2 separate regions of the Homo sapiens genome follow, and region 2 is linked to region 1. Evidence: chromatin contacts called from ENCODE Hi-C or POLR2A ChIA-PET data. All regions are on one chromosome and are shown on one strand. The core of a region is the stretch at or near the end of the contact, and the rest is flanking DNA. Distances in the headings are between cores, read along the strand shown. Region 1 holds the start of NR5A2 (nuclear receptor subfamily 5 group A member 2). Region 2 holds the start of LINC00862 (long intergenic non-protein coding RNA 862).

Region 1 (6,520 bases), core at 2,048-4,547:
GTGACATAATGGCTATCACACTTTCCGCTGATGAAACGTCTACTTTCAGAGATCCTTATGAGCACAGAGCTTGCTGGAGGTTATCACTGAAATAAAATCAGACTCAGAGTGTTCAGGGGACCAGATAGCAAGACTCACATTACAGACTCAATACAGTGTTTGCACTGTGTATCATGTACCCCTAAGTATGCAGACATAACCTTCTGTGGATAATATGCAATATTATACTGAGTGCATAAAATATTCTGCAAATGCAGTTAATTTGAAGAATTATGGAAATTTAATATGAATCAAAGCATAATATTGGGCACTGTGGGAGTGGTCAATAAATATTTGTTTTATGTATAACATTTCCTACCACACAGATATGGCTCTTTTCTTGATATAGGTAAGTATAAAAAGCTTCTAAAGTTAGTACTGCATATTATTCAATAGAATCATCCCACTTGGGAGAAAGAAGTAAACCAAGACCAGAAACCAAGAGTCTGGCCAGTGTCCCAGAGTTAGTTAACTTTAAGGGAACAATCTAGTTATAACCTGAGTGTGCTGCTTTTACACTACAATGAATGATTATCTTGCAGGTAGGCAGAAGGAACAACTTTATCTTAATTCTGCTTTTCTATACAAGCACAGACATCTATACAAAACTTTCATGTAACCATCAGTGTGCATACAAGATGTAGCCCCTAGTTAAAAACCATGGAGACAGCTTTTTAAACAAAAGGAGGCTCATTTCCTAGTACAACACAACTGAATTAAATATAGAATTGTAAACCCTGACTGATGTCTACATACACCGGGCTCGGTTTTGTGAACCACTCAACACAGCCCAACTTGCAATTTGCCATCTGAAAGCTACCCTCGAGACCCTCAGACACTCTCTACAGCTGCACCCGTGGGTTCTTCCCAGTGGGGCTACCCTGGGCAATCAGAAAGACCCATTCAAGGGGCATCTCTCCCTCAGGAATCGGGTCAGGCCCTTCAATCCAATAGTTCAGTCCGAAGGCTCCTCACCGCCCTCTGTTCCTCTCCCTCAGCCCTTTGGATGGCTCCGTCCAGCCATTCACCCTGGGAACGACCGTTAGCACCCTCGTGGAGGCTACGAGGTAAACAGATTGTCTCCCGGTGCCACAGCCGCCTCAGGGTCACTAAGATGTTGCAGGTGCGGACACCTCACAACCACCTGCGGGGCTGCAATACCAGGAGGCGGAGGGGATGTGCTTGGGTTGGGAAGGGGCGGGTGGCTGCGAACAAGATCCTGAAAGAGGTCTCTTTTACCGGCAAATTGACTGGAATTTTGTTATCCCGGAATCCGGCGCCCGGAAGTGCCTGCACAGGTTTAGGATGTTGGGGTAGTCTCGCTGAGGCCAGGGGAGAGCCTTCTTCGGTACTTTTCTTGAGGTTTAGTCCCCAGCAGCCCCTTATGGGCTGGACCGACAGTCCTCCGGTTCCCAGCCCTCTGCGGTGGGACCGATTCCAGAGCTGCAGGTGTTCTCTGTTTACGCTCAGAGTGTACCGCCTCGGTCCCTTGCGATGTGAGTTGCGCGTGCGGTAGCTGGAAACACAGTTCTTCCAGGGTTGCAGAGAAAAGTGCAACAGCGTCTCTTTCCCCTACCTTACCCTCTTTAATTCACCCATGGGGTGTGGGGGAGACTGTGAGGGATCGGCGTGCGTGGTCTCCCGACCCAGCTCAACTCTATTTTGGCAGCGGCCAGCTGGGGCTGCGCGCAGCAGGAGCCCAAGACCGCCCGCGCGGGCGCGAGCCCCCGAGCGCGCGTCCCCCGTGCGCGCGCAGTCCGCGTCTCCGGCCCGAGCGCGCTCTAGCTGCGGCCCCGGACGCGGAACCGGAGCTGCGCGGAGCTGCCGGGAAGGACTCCTTGCCTGCGCACCGCGGCGGTTCTGCCCGACGAAAAAGATGCGAAATGGTTGTGTGCTGCTCTCTCATCTTTCTTGTGCCTGTATTTTCTGTGTTATCTGCAGAACAATTGATTGTGTGTTACACCCTGCTTACCTTCCCCATGTTTTCTTTTTCGTAAGTATAGAACATTTTTGGTAAACATTTCCTCAAGTGATATACTTTAGGGTGTAGTTGGCCCATAAAAAAAGCAATCTGTGACTCCACTGCATTCTGTGGAGTCAGCTGACTAGGAAGGAAAAAAGAGGAAAAACTCAAGCCTTGATTTTCTTTCTTGTTATAATGGAGCTGAGACTCAGAGAGCTCATGACAGGCCCCTGCAAATTCGGAGGGAAATTCCAGTCTGAAAGCCTAGGCAAATGCTGCCAGAAAAGGCACAGGTCCTTCAAAAACTGGGGAAAGGCAGAAGGGCCTGACTTCCAACAGACAAATAATTACAGATCACTGGGAATCACTTCCCTTCAGTCCTTTACTTTTAGAATTAATTGAATGTAGTCTTGCTATAAAATTCATAAGTTTGTAACTCTATTTTTTAAATGAATAGTAGCTTTATTTACTTATTTCTGTTTGTAAAAACAAAATATACTAATTGTTGCGAGAAACAGTAGCTCTTCAAATCCTTTACTAATGATGGTCTAGTTTTTTTGGTTTTTTTTTTTTTTTTTTGGAGGTGGGGGCATGACTTTCATTCCCCAGGAAAATAAAATGAAAATTTTTTACGGTATAAGCAGAGAATAAGACACCATACTTTTGTGTGGGTTGAAAAGTAACAAATACTTGACAGCTATCTGTTAAAGTTTGATCAATGATCACTCAATATGATTAACTTGTTTCAAATTGTTCAAATTTTAGCTTATTATTTCTGATTAAAAATTATCAGAAAATATTAAAGTTGAAATTGATAAAGTATAAATTATATTTTCTGGCTGATTAGGGTATTAGAATGACACCAGTAAACACTAGATATAATGAATAATATTCATATGTTGAAATATCCATTTGCTTTTTTTGAACTGCAAGAAAGATAAATGTGTGATATATATACATAGGCTTATTGTGTGCTTTTAATAAACATAATAGGAAAAGCCATGACTTAAAATGCAAAATCCATCAACAAGATTAAATTATATGTATGTAGTAGCAGAATAAATAGATGATCAATAGAGAAACTCCTACTTACCAATAGGTGTAAGTCCGTGCTTTAAAGACTCTTGTAAATCCCCAGTATCTGAATTAGAAGACATTCTTAGTGAAATTATAGGCAGTTCTTTGGCTTAAAGCAGAAATCATTGAGCAAAAGAAAAGTGCAGCTTGTCAAATTTCGTGGCCTTGGGAAGGACACATCAGACTACAGTAACCCTTAGTGAAAGTTAAGAAAAAGCAAAGGAAAAAAAAAAATCCAGAATTCATAAAGTTACAAGCAAGTCTTTCCCTGGACTCTGTACTTTTTCCAACATTAGTGACCTGCTGTAAACCATGTATCCAGTTTCATGATGGTTTCTAATCAGAAGAATGGAAACTTTTGATAGGCTTTGACTCATCACATGACTCTATGCAGGTTGATAAGAGGACCCTGTTATAAAGTGACAGCAAAAGAGATAAGAATTCTTGCCAGATAATGGCAAAGAAATGATTAACTCAGAAGTGGAGAGGTGCTATGCAGCACAGAGAGTGGAAAGTTGTAAAACTGAGGGGTCAGAAGATCAGACTTAGTGGATAAAAACTGCAAACCAGCTAACTAACTTAGGCTAACTAAACTTTGGCTTGTGACATACCCCTTGATGTCATCACCTCTTTGCATAGAGGAGGACAGACATAGCTCTTCTGACCTCTGTAAATACATTTTAGATGATAACATTGGCAGACATTAATTCTTTAAGTGATGACTACAAATGTGATCGACACTCTGAAATACTACAGGTAGCATTTCCAAGCTTATGGTTATTTATTTATTCATGTTGTGGTCAACCAACTTTTTTATCGGGCCTATTCATTAGATGAGGAGTTAACCTTAGCTTGTTTCTACATTGGTCATATGGCTAAAACACAATCTATCTCTTTATCCCCAAAAGGTAAAACTTATGCTTTGAGATTAATGCTGGCAAAATGGTGAATATGTAACACATTTTTCATAGTTATAAAGTTATTATTCTTAGGCTGGGCATGGTGGCTCACACCTGTAATCCCAGCACTTTGGGAAGCCAAGGCAGGCGGATCACCTGAGGTCAGGAGTTCGAGACCAGCCTGGCCAACATGGTGAAACCTCCATCTCTACTAAAAATGCAAAAATTAGCTGGGTGTGATGGTGCACTCCTGTAATCCCAGCTACTTGGGAGGCTGAGGCGGGAGAATTGCTTGAACCTGGGAGGCAGAGGTTGCAATGAGACGCTGTTGCACTTCTCTCTGCAACCCTGGAAGAACACAATCCAAGATCATGCCACCGCACTCCAGCCTGGGCAACAGAGTGAGACTCTGTCTTCAAAAACAACAATAACAACAAAATAACAATTTTTTTTTTTTGAGATGGGTTCTCGCTCTGTTGCCCAGGCTGGAGTGCAGTGGCACGATCTCGGCTCACTGCAGCTTCTGTCTCCCGGGTTCAAGCAATTCTCCCGCCTCAGCCTCCCCAGTAGCTGGGATTACAGGGGCACACCACCATGCCCGGCTAATTTTTGCATTTTTAGTCAAGACGGGGTTTCACCGTGTTGGCCAGGCTGGTCTCAAACTTGTGACCTCAAATGATCTACCCGGCCTCCCAAAGTGCTGGAATTATAGGCGTGAGCCACCGCACCTGGCCAAAATCCTCAATTTTAATATTGACACTCCTTTTAAATTAAGTAAATGCAGGTTGTGTGTATGGGTACAGATAATTTTTAACTCAATATATAAACATTTGTTGTAATAAAACTTCATATATCAGATGATAGATTTAGCAGTCTTTGTCTAAAGATTCACATTACAGAATTTATGGTCTATTAATTTATTTAGAGATGGGATCTCACTCTGTCACCCAGGCTGGAATGGAGTGGCACAGTCATAGCTCACTGCAACCTCAGACTCATGGACTTAAGCAATCCTCCTGCCTCAGCCTCCTGAGTAACTAGGACTACAGATGTGTACCACCACACCCAGCTAATTTTTTAAATGTTTTGTAGAGACAGTGTGTTGCTGTATTGCCCAGGTTGGTCTCCTGGGTTCAAGCAGTCCTCCTGCCTCAGCCTCCCCAAGTGCTCAGATTACAGGTGTGAGCTACCTGTAAACCCAGGCCAGTCCTTTTTTTTTTTTTTTTTTTAATGACAGAGTCTTGCTCCATTGCCCAGGCTGGACTGCAGTGGTACAATCTTGGCTCACTGCAACCTCCGCCTCCCAGGTTCAAGCAATCCTCCTGCCTCAGCCCCCCTAGTAGCTGGGATTACAGGTACGTGCCACCATGCCCGGCTAATTTTTGTATTTTTAGTAGAGATGGGGTTTTGCCATGTTGGCCAGGCTGGTCTCGAACTCCTGACCTCAGGTGATTCACCCGCCTCGGCCTCCCAAAGTGCTGGGATTACAGGCATGAGCCACCACACCAGGCCCTTTTTTTTTTCTCTTTTGTTTTTTAATCAGATTACTGTTAGTTATTTCCCCTCTTGCCTCACTTCATGTCAGTTGAAATGTTGGAATACAGCATCTGAAAGTGCTGTCCACTGCCTTTCAGCTGTGCTGCTGGCTCTGAACTTTGCCCAAGGTGAACTTGCCTTTATCGGGTTGGGGTGGCTTGGGGTCTGGGTGACCCCTGAAGTCAGAATCAGAAGTGGCCACATTCGTGACTTGTGGTCTTCTGAGTATAAGAAATGTCCCCATTTGGATATCCTCACAGCCTCATGAAAGTAAGATTTTATTGAGTAGACCTGCTCATGGAAGGTGGGTAGTTTCCAAGTAGCACTGGTACACACCAAGTGAAATAACTGGTAATCCTGGCTGTCAGCGGAGCCAGGTCAACATGCTGGTATACGTGCTGTTTTTCCTTTGAGCTTTAAGTTCTTATGTACACATAACCAATCCAACCTACTTTTCATTAACACCATGTTAGGTATTATTTTCTTAGATTGATATTTTTCTTTTAAAGAAAAAAAAATCATAGGGTGGATTTTAAAATATTATTATTGAAACCAATGATTTCTTCTTTGATTTTAGATGGAAACCCAGAAGGGACCTTCCCCATCTTCTCTCTCTCTCTCTTTCTCTCTCTCTCTCTCTTTTTCTCCCTCTCCTTTCCTCTCCTCTCCTCTCCCCTCCCCTCCTCCCCTCGCCCCTCCCCTCCCTTCCCCCTCTCCTTCCTTCCTTCCTTCCTTCCTTCCTTCCTTTCCTTCTTTCCTTCTTTCTCTTTTCTTTCTTCTTTCTTTCTTGACAAGGTCTCACTCTGTCACCCAGGCTGGAGTGCAGTGGCATGATCTCGGTTCACTGCAACCTCCACCTCCCGGGTTCAAGTGATTCTTCTATGTCAGCCTCCCAAGTAGCTGGGATTACGGGCACCCACCACCACGCCCAGCTAATTTTTGTATTTTTAGTAAAGATGGGGTTTCACCATGTTGGCCAGGATGGTCTCAAACTCCTGACCTCAGG
Region 2 (6,043 bases), core at 1,435-3,934, 350 kb before region 1:
GTAAATTAATTAAAATTTTAAAAATTAAAAATTCATTTTATCAATTGCACTAGCCACATTTCAAATGCACAGTAGCCACATGTAGCTAGTGGCTACTGTATTGGACAGTGAGATGTAGATCATTTCCATTGCCACAGAAAGTTCTACTGGACAGTGCTGGTAGGGTATTAAAGGTCTTTGTAGGGACTTCAGCTTTTACTCTGAGTAAATAGAAAGCCATTGGAGGGTTTTAAGCAGAGGAGGAACATGCTCTGACTTATGATTTCGAAAGATCACTGTTGAGAATAGACTGTAAGGGGGCAATGGTGAAAGTTGATAGACCATTAATAGTCTAGATGAGAGATGACCATGTCTTCGATGAGGGGGTAGGAGTGATGATGATGATAAATTATTGGATTTTGGATATATTTTGAAGGCAGAACCAATAGGCTTTTCTGATGAAAATGATGTGATATGAGAAAAAAATGACAAAAAGGTTGTGGGTGATGATGAGAGAAGAGAATACAAGGCCAAAGAGAAGGGATTTCCCTTGTTGTGGAGGAGTCTCACTCACCTTGAAGCAGGAGGGAAAGCAGGGATCTGGGTGGAAAAAGATCTAGAGAATCCTCATCTAAGCAGAAGATGAAGGAGTAAAGAGAGAAAGATGGGTGTATTGGAAGCTTGCGGGTGATGGAGAAAGTTTCAAATAATTCTTGGAAAATAAGTTGAAAAAAGAAACGTAACACAGTTGTTAGAGCAGGGCATGATTGCTTGTGCCTATAGTCCCAGCTACTTGGGATCCTGAGGCAGGAGGATCTCTTGAGCCCAGGAGATGGAGGCTGCGTTGAGCTGTGTTTATGCCACTGCACTCCAGCCTAAGCGACAGAGCAAGACTCCATTTCTTAAAAATAAAACAAAAATGTAGTTGTTAGTATTGAGGGCCCATAAGAAGTTGGTGATGATGAACCTATCTACGCTTTTGATCACCTCCAGCAGAGTTTGACTGTTGCGTGCAAGCAAAGAGAAAGGAGATGGCGGGGTTCAATGAGGGCTGTCGTTTTCCTAGATAGGTTTGTAGAAAAAACAGAGAGGAAGGGAGTTTAAGGGATTGGCAAAAAGGATATAGTAATAACAGACCATGGAATAAAAATTGAGTAAGAAGGAAAGTGAAAACAGCTGAAGGCTAATGAATTGGGAGAAAGCAGATGGATCAATAGACTGGAGGCCCCAATATTTCTAAGAGCAGTTGGAGTTGTTGTCATGCAAGTTGGAAGGAAAGATGCTTATCCAAAAGCTGAATGCCTGAATCAGTAATCTTGCGGCAGAGCTATTGTAGGTGATGACAAGGTCAGTCCTTTGAAGTCTATGCATATATATCTTCATTATAGGCTGACTTGCCAAGTCTTAGAATTTTTACAATATAACCTCACTGTGGATCTCATCTAAGCAGGTTTGGTAACCAAAAGCTCAAGAGCGTGAGATTGAGACCCCAGAGAGCTCATAGCCTGTCACAAACCAGCTGTGTAACCACGGACCTTGAGGAAATGAACCTTATGGTCCCTTCCGTCTCTAATCTGTGACTCCATAGCCCCATTATAATATAGCCTTTTCCCAAACACTGACCTTCAACATAGACCCTGGGGGATTTTTCTATTAAAAATTTGCAACTCTGCACATTTTTATCTGCTGATGCCTCTTGGAATATTAAATGCTTAGAAAGCTGTCGTCGGGATCACATTCTGGAATCTTGACCATGTAGTCATCTGAGTGGGTGTGACAGGAAGTATACACCAGCAGCATTTGTGTCTGAGTGTCCTTCAGACACTGGGATGGCTGCACCTTTACCCGTCCTCTCCAACTCTCTCCACCTAGAAAGTATTCTTTTCTCTTAATTTTGTTAGAGTTATATAGGAATGCTCCTTCAGCAGAAATGACAGAGGCTGTTGCTCTCAGAATCAAATGCAATAATGTGACCTGTAAATTCCTGTGAATATTTGGATATTTTAGCGATATTTGTTTATTCAGAAGAGATTCTGGATGCAGAACTCTCCTCCTCTCTGTTCTCTAACCCTGCTTTCCACCATCATTCTTCTCTCTCTAGGGCACAGAGAGAATTAAGAACAACCTAAGGTAAATTTTTAACAAGATGGTCTAGCTTGAGCTCTGTAGGCTTGACTGATGAAATAAGTAGTAGTTTTTTGCTAAAATAACCACATTGTTTGCAAAAGTTTTCTCCTTTGAGTTTTCTAGGGTCATTACAATGATCTAACTGCCTTACCTGCTTTTGAACTGGTTGAGCCTCTTGTGGGACCGAAAACAAAAGAAGGGTGTTGAAATGCAAATAGATAACTCTGGGTCCCAGTCCCTGACTGCAAAAGGAAGCCAAAACTGACAACAACGTCTCCTTCTCTACGGAGGTTTGTAGAAAGGCTGTACAAAAATCTCACAAGATGTATTTCTTCTCGTGGACTGGAGTCCCAAGGTAGGTAAGAAAAACAAAAACAAGATAAAAACAAACAAAGGATTCCGTACTTGGAATTTGCTCAGTACCAGTTGAATAGCTAATTGTTTCTTGTGTTCTTCCCCTCCCCCCTTTTTTTCTGCCTGAATAGATAATCCTTACAAAACATCTATTCATTCTACAAGTGAAAATTTCAAGAATATTCTATACTGACCTTGGCAAGAGTAATGGACCGAGATTGAGTGATGAATTTGTGTGTGTTGTGGCTGATGTGCATTTTGGTGCTTTGTATGCAAGTTTAAGAATATCTTAGCAATAGGAAAGGAAGATTTATGGCAGTTTAATTAATGAATATAATGAAGGCTAAAACTTGTAGATAAATTTATAAGGTACACAATTATTTTTATAGCTTATTTTTAGCACAAAGGTGATTGTATTTTGTTGCTTTAAGAAAGGACCTCTTGATAATACTGGCGTGTTTTATATTTCAATGTGACCAGTTTAACTGATATGCAAACAATTATTTTTTAAGGGAAATAAAATGAGGCAGTAGTACAACTTAGCGAAGAGGACACTGTGGCAGATTCTAACGACTAGATTAAATTTGAGCTCTTATTTGGCTTTTACTACCAACTGACTGCATAACTTTGGGTCAGTTATTTGGCTCTTTTTTTTTTTTAATTTACAAAATTAGAATGAGAACTACAGATAGTGAAAATATTTGGAAAAGCTTTTTGAAGTCCCACGTGAAAGGCATCAGAAAAAAGAGTTGGGTGATTTTTTTTAATGGGAAATAATCTGATATTGTCAGTAAACCTAAATTTTTTGTATATTAATTTATTTTTTAAGCTGTTATTTAATTTCAGGTGCTTAAGAGCTCTTCAATTTGTTAATGGAAAGAAACACCATTTACACCGGATGGCTACAAAGCAACCTTATTCTGGTAAAATAATCTCTTAAATCCTTATATACACAGTCACTAACTGTTGGCTTTATAAGGTCAGTAGTAGCAAAACAGCCCTGTGGCAGTTAGAAGCTCAGCATGTCCAAGATAGCACTAACGGGGAACAAACACAAAAAACAGCAAACAGTTTAAACAGTACCATTTGATTTGAATTTAACCCAATCTTAAACAGAGGACTCTAAAAAAACAATTACCAGCAAAGTTACATTAATTAGGGAGATCATTAGGTTGTATCAATGCAGTTTAGCTATGCCTTTTAAAAAGTGAAGATGGACTAGAAGCGGTGGCTCATACCTGTAATTTCAGCACTTTGGGAGGCCAAGGTGGGAGGATCCCTTGAACTCAGGACTTTGAGACCAACTTGGGCAACAAAGTGAGACCATCATGTCTACAAAATTTTAAAAATTAGCTGGGTGTGGTGGGGTATGCCTGTGGTCCCAACTATTTGGAAGGCTGAAGCAGGAGGATCGCTTGAGCCCAGGAGGTCAAGGCTGCAGTAAGCCATGATTGTGCTACTGCACTCCAACCTGGGCAACTGAGTGAGACCCTGTCTCAAAAAAAAGAAAAAGATTGAACTTGCAGGCCAACATTTATTTCTGACTATTGACTACTTTTGAAAGAGAAAGCTTTGGACACTAACATTCTAGTCTCAGAGGCCTCAAAGAAGCACAGCCCTGTAAAGAAGAAAATTCTGCTGGGATTAGCAAGAGCCTCAAGGTTTTGGGAACTTGGAATGCCAGGCTCAGTGTTCCGAGTTCCAATGTTGACTCTGCCTGTGAGTCACCCTGAACTAGTCACTCAGTCTCTTGTGTTTCCCCCTTTAGAGAAGAGCTAAGACTATTGACTTTTCAGGAGTTGCAAAACATGTTACAAAAGGATAGGAAAGTACTATGCAAACATGTAAATATCATGAAATATTGGGGGGGTACATTTTAATAAAGATAAGCTGCATTCTTCTGATAATTGGAAGTTGATAATCTTTATGTAAAGACAGGGAGATTGATTTCAAAATAGAGGTTAATGCTTGAAATTTTAATTCGAACAGTGTAAATTTGGATCATTGTTTGCTCTGTTAGTCGATGTTGCTTACTGAAAGGAAACTCTTAACAAGTTGTCTTACTAGAATGGCTTATTTTCAGAGTCAGACCCCCAGGCTTTCTAGAAATGTGTATTAAAATTTAGTAACCTCACTTTCAATTGTTGAGTATAGGACACTGTGGTTGGGTTTCTATATATGTTGTAAACAAGCCAAATACACAAAGTGAACTCTCTATGGACCTTAAAAAAGTCTTAAAAATTTTTTTTTGAGGATATTGAATGAGGCACCTATTTTATTCCTTACTTTTGCAGGATAGCTTGTCAGTGCCAGCTTGGGTTTTTGAATTCTGACTTTTTGCTGGCCATGATTTGGCTGTCTCATTAATAAGACAAACCTTTCTAAAGTGGAGCTCATTGTTTTTTAGTTCTTTTAATGGTGTGGCTAGCCTCTCATTGTTAAAGAAAAGAAAGAATATAATTTTTATTCTTCGTTCTTTCTGGCAACTTTATACCCTCTACTAACCCACCCAGTCCTGAAATCCTGTTAGTTTTTCCATCTGTGACTAGCATCTCTCTTCTGATTCCCAGTAAACGCTACTATATTCCCATCATTCAAAATTAACAACTGTTATTATTTTTGTCATATCTTCTTCAATTTTTTTAAAGAAATAAAACAAAACATTGATGATAAAATCAAGTTGCCTTTGAATATTAATTCCAAGTCCATTTCCTCCTTCTGTCCTCACTTCCCAGAGCCCATGTTCAGTTTGTATACTTTTTAATATTTTATATATATTTGTATGTACCCATAGTTAATATGTAGTATTGTTTTATGGATTTAAATATACATAAATGTTTTCTTTTTTAGAGAGAGAGGATCTCATTCTGTCACCCAGGCTGGAGTGCATGATCATAGCTCACTGCAGCCTCGACCTCCTGGGCTCAAGTGATCCTCCTGCTCCAGCCTCTCAAGTAGCTAGGACTACAGGTTTGTGCCACTATGCTTGGCTAATTTTTTTTTTTTTTTTGTAGAGATGGGATCTTACAATGTTGCCTGGTCTCAAACTCCTGGCCTCAAGAGATCCTCCCGCCTCTGCTTCCCAAAATGCTAGGATTACAAGTATGAACCACCATGCCCAGCCAACTGTTATATGATTTGTTTACTTTCTCTGAGCATTGTTTTTAAGGTCTAGCCATGTTTTTGTACAGACACACACACACGTGCACACACACACACACCCATCTATATATATATATTCATTATTTTTAATTGCTGTCTAGCATTTCTTTTCTTTCTTTTTCTTTTTTTTTTTTTTGAGAAAGACTCTCGCTCTGTCACCCAGACTGGAGTGCAGTGGCACGATCTCAGCTCACTGCAACCTCTGCCTCCCGGGTTCAAGCAATTCTTCTGCCTCAGCCTCCCAAGTAGCTGGGACTACAGGCGCCTGCCACCAAGCCCGGCTAATTTTTGTATTTTTAGTAGAGACGGGGTTTCAACATATTGGCCAGTCTGGTCTCAAACTCCCGACCTCAGGTGATCTGCCCGCCTTGGCCTCCCAAAGTGCTGGGATTATAGGCATGAGCCACCACACCCGGCTATT

The links. A loop is a pair of places that touch in the nucleus more often than their neighbours do. ChIA-PET counts read pairs that join two places held with the same protein, here RNA polymerase II (POLR2A).
Region 2: a map of Caco-2 shows a loop between it and region 1 (4-fold over the local background). The contact joins the promoter of LINC00862 here to the promoter of NR5A2 in region 1. A Hi-C loop is called at or near these places in 1 of 168 maps with a recorded cell type or tissue (Caco-2). POLR2A ChIA-PET finds 5 or more read pairs at or near these places in 3 of 52 experiments (OCI-LY7, Panc1 and activated T-cell).

Annotation. Positions count from the first base shown.
Region 1 is chr1:200,024,487-200,031,006 of GRCh38, reverse strand. It overlaps NR5A2 (nuclear receptor subfamily 5 group A member 2), which reads right to left and starts at 3,297. Exons shown (of 8, transcript NM_205860.3): 1 at 3,096-3,297. The coding sequence starts at 3,159. RefSeq lists enhancers at 632-1,132, 1,133-1,633.
Region 2 is chr1:200,370,433-200,376,475 of GRCh38, reverse strand. It overlaps LINC00862 (long intergenic non-protein coding RNA 862), which reads left to right and starts at 2,684. Exons shown (of 5, transcript NR_040064.1): 1 at 2,684-2,829; 2 at 3,307-3,383; 3 at 5,311-5,430. RefSeq lists enhancers at 1,204-2,403, 3,800-4,330.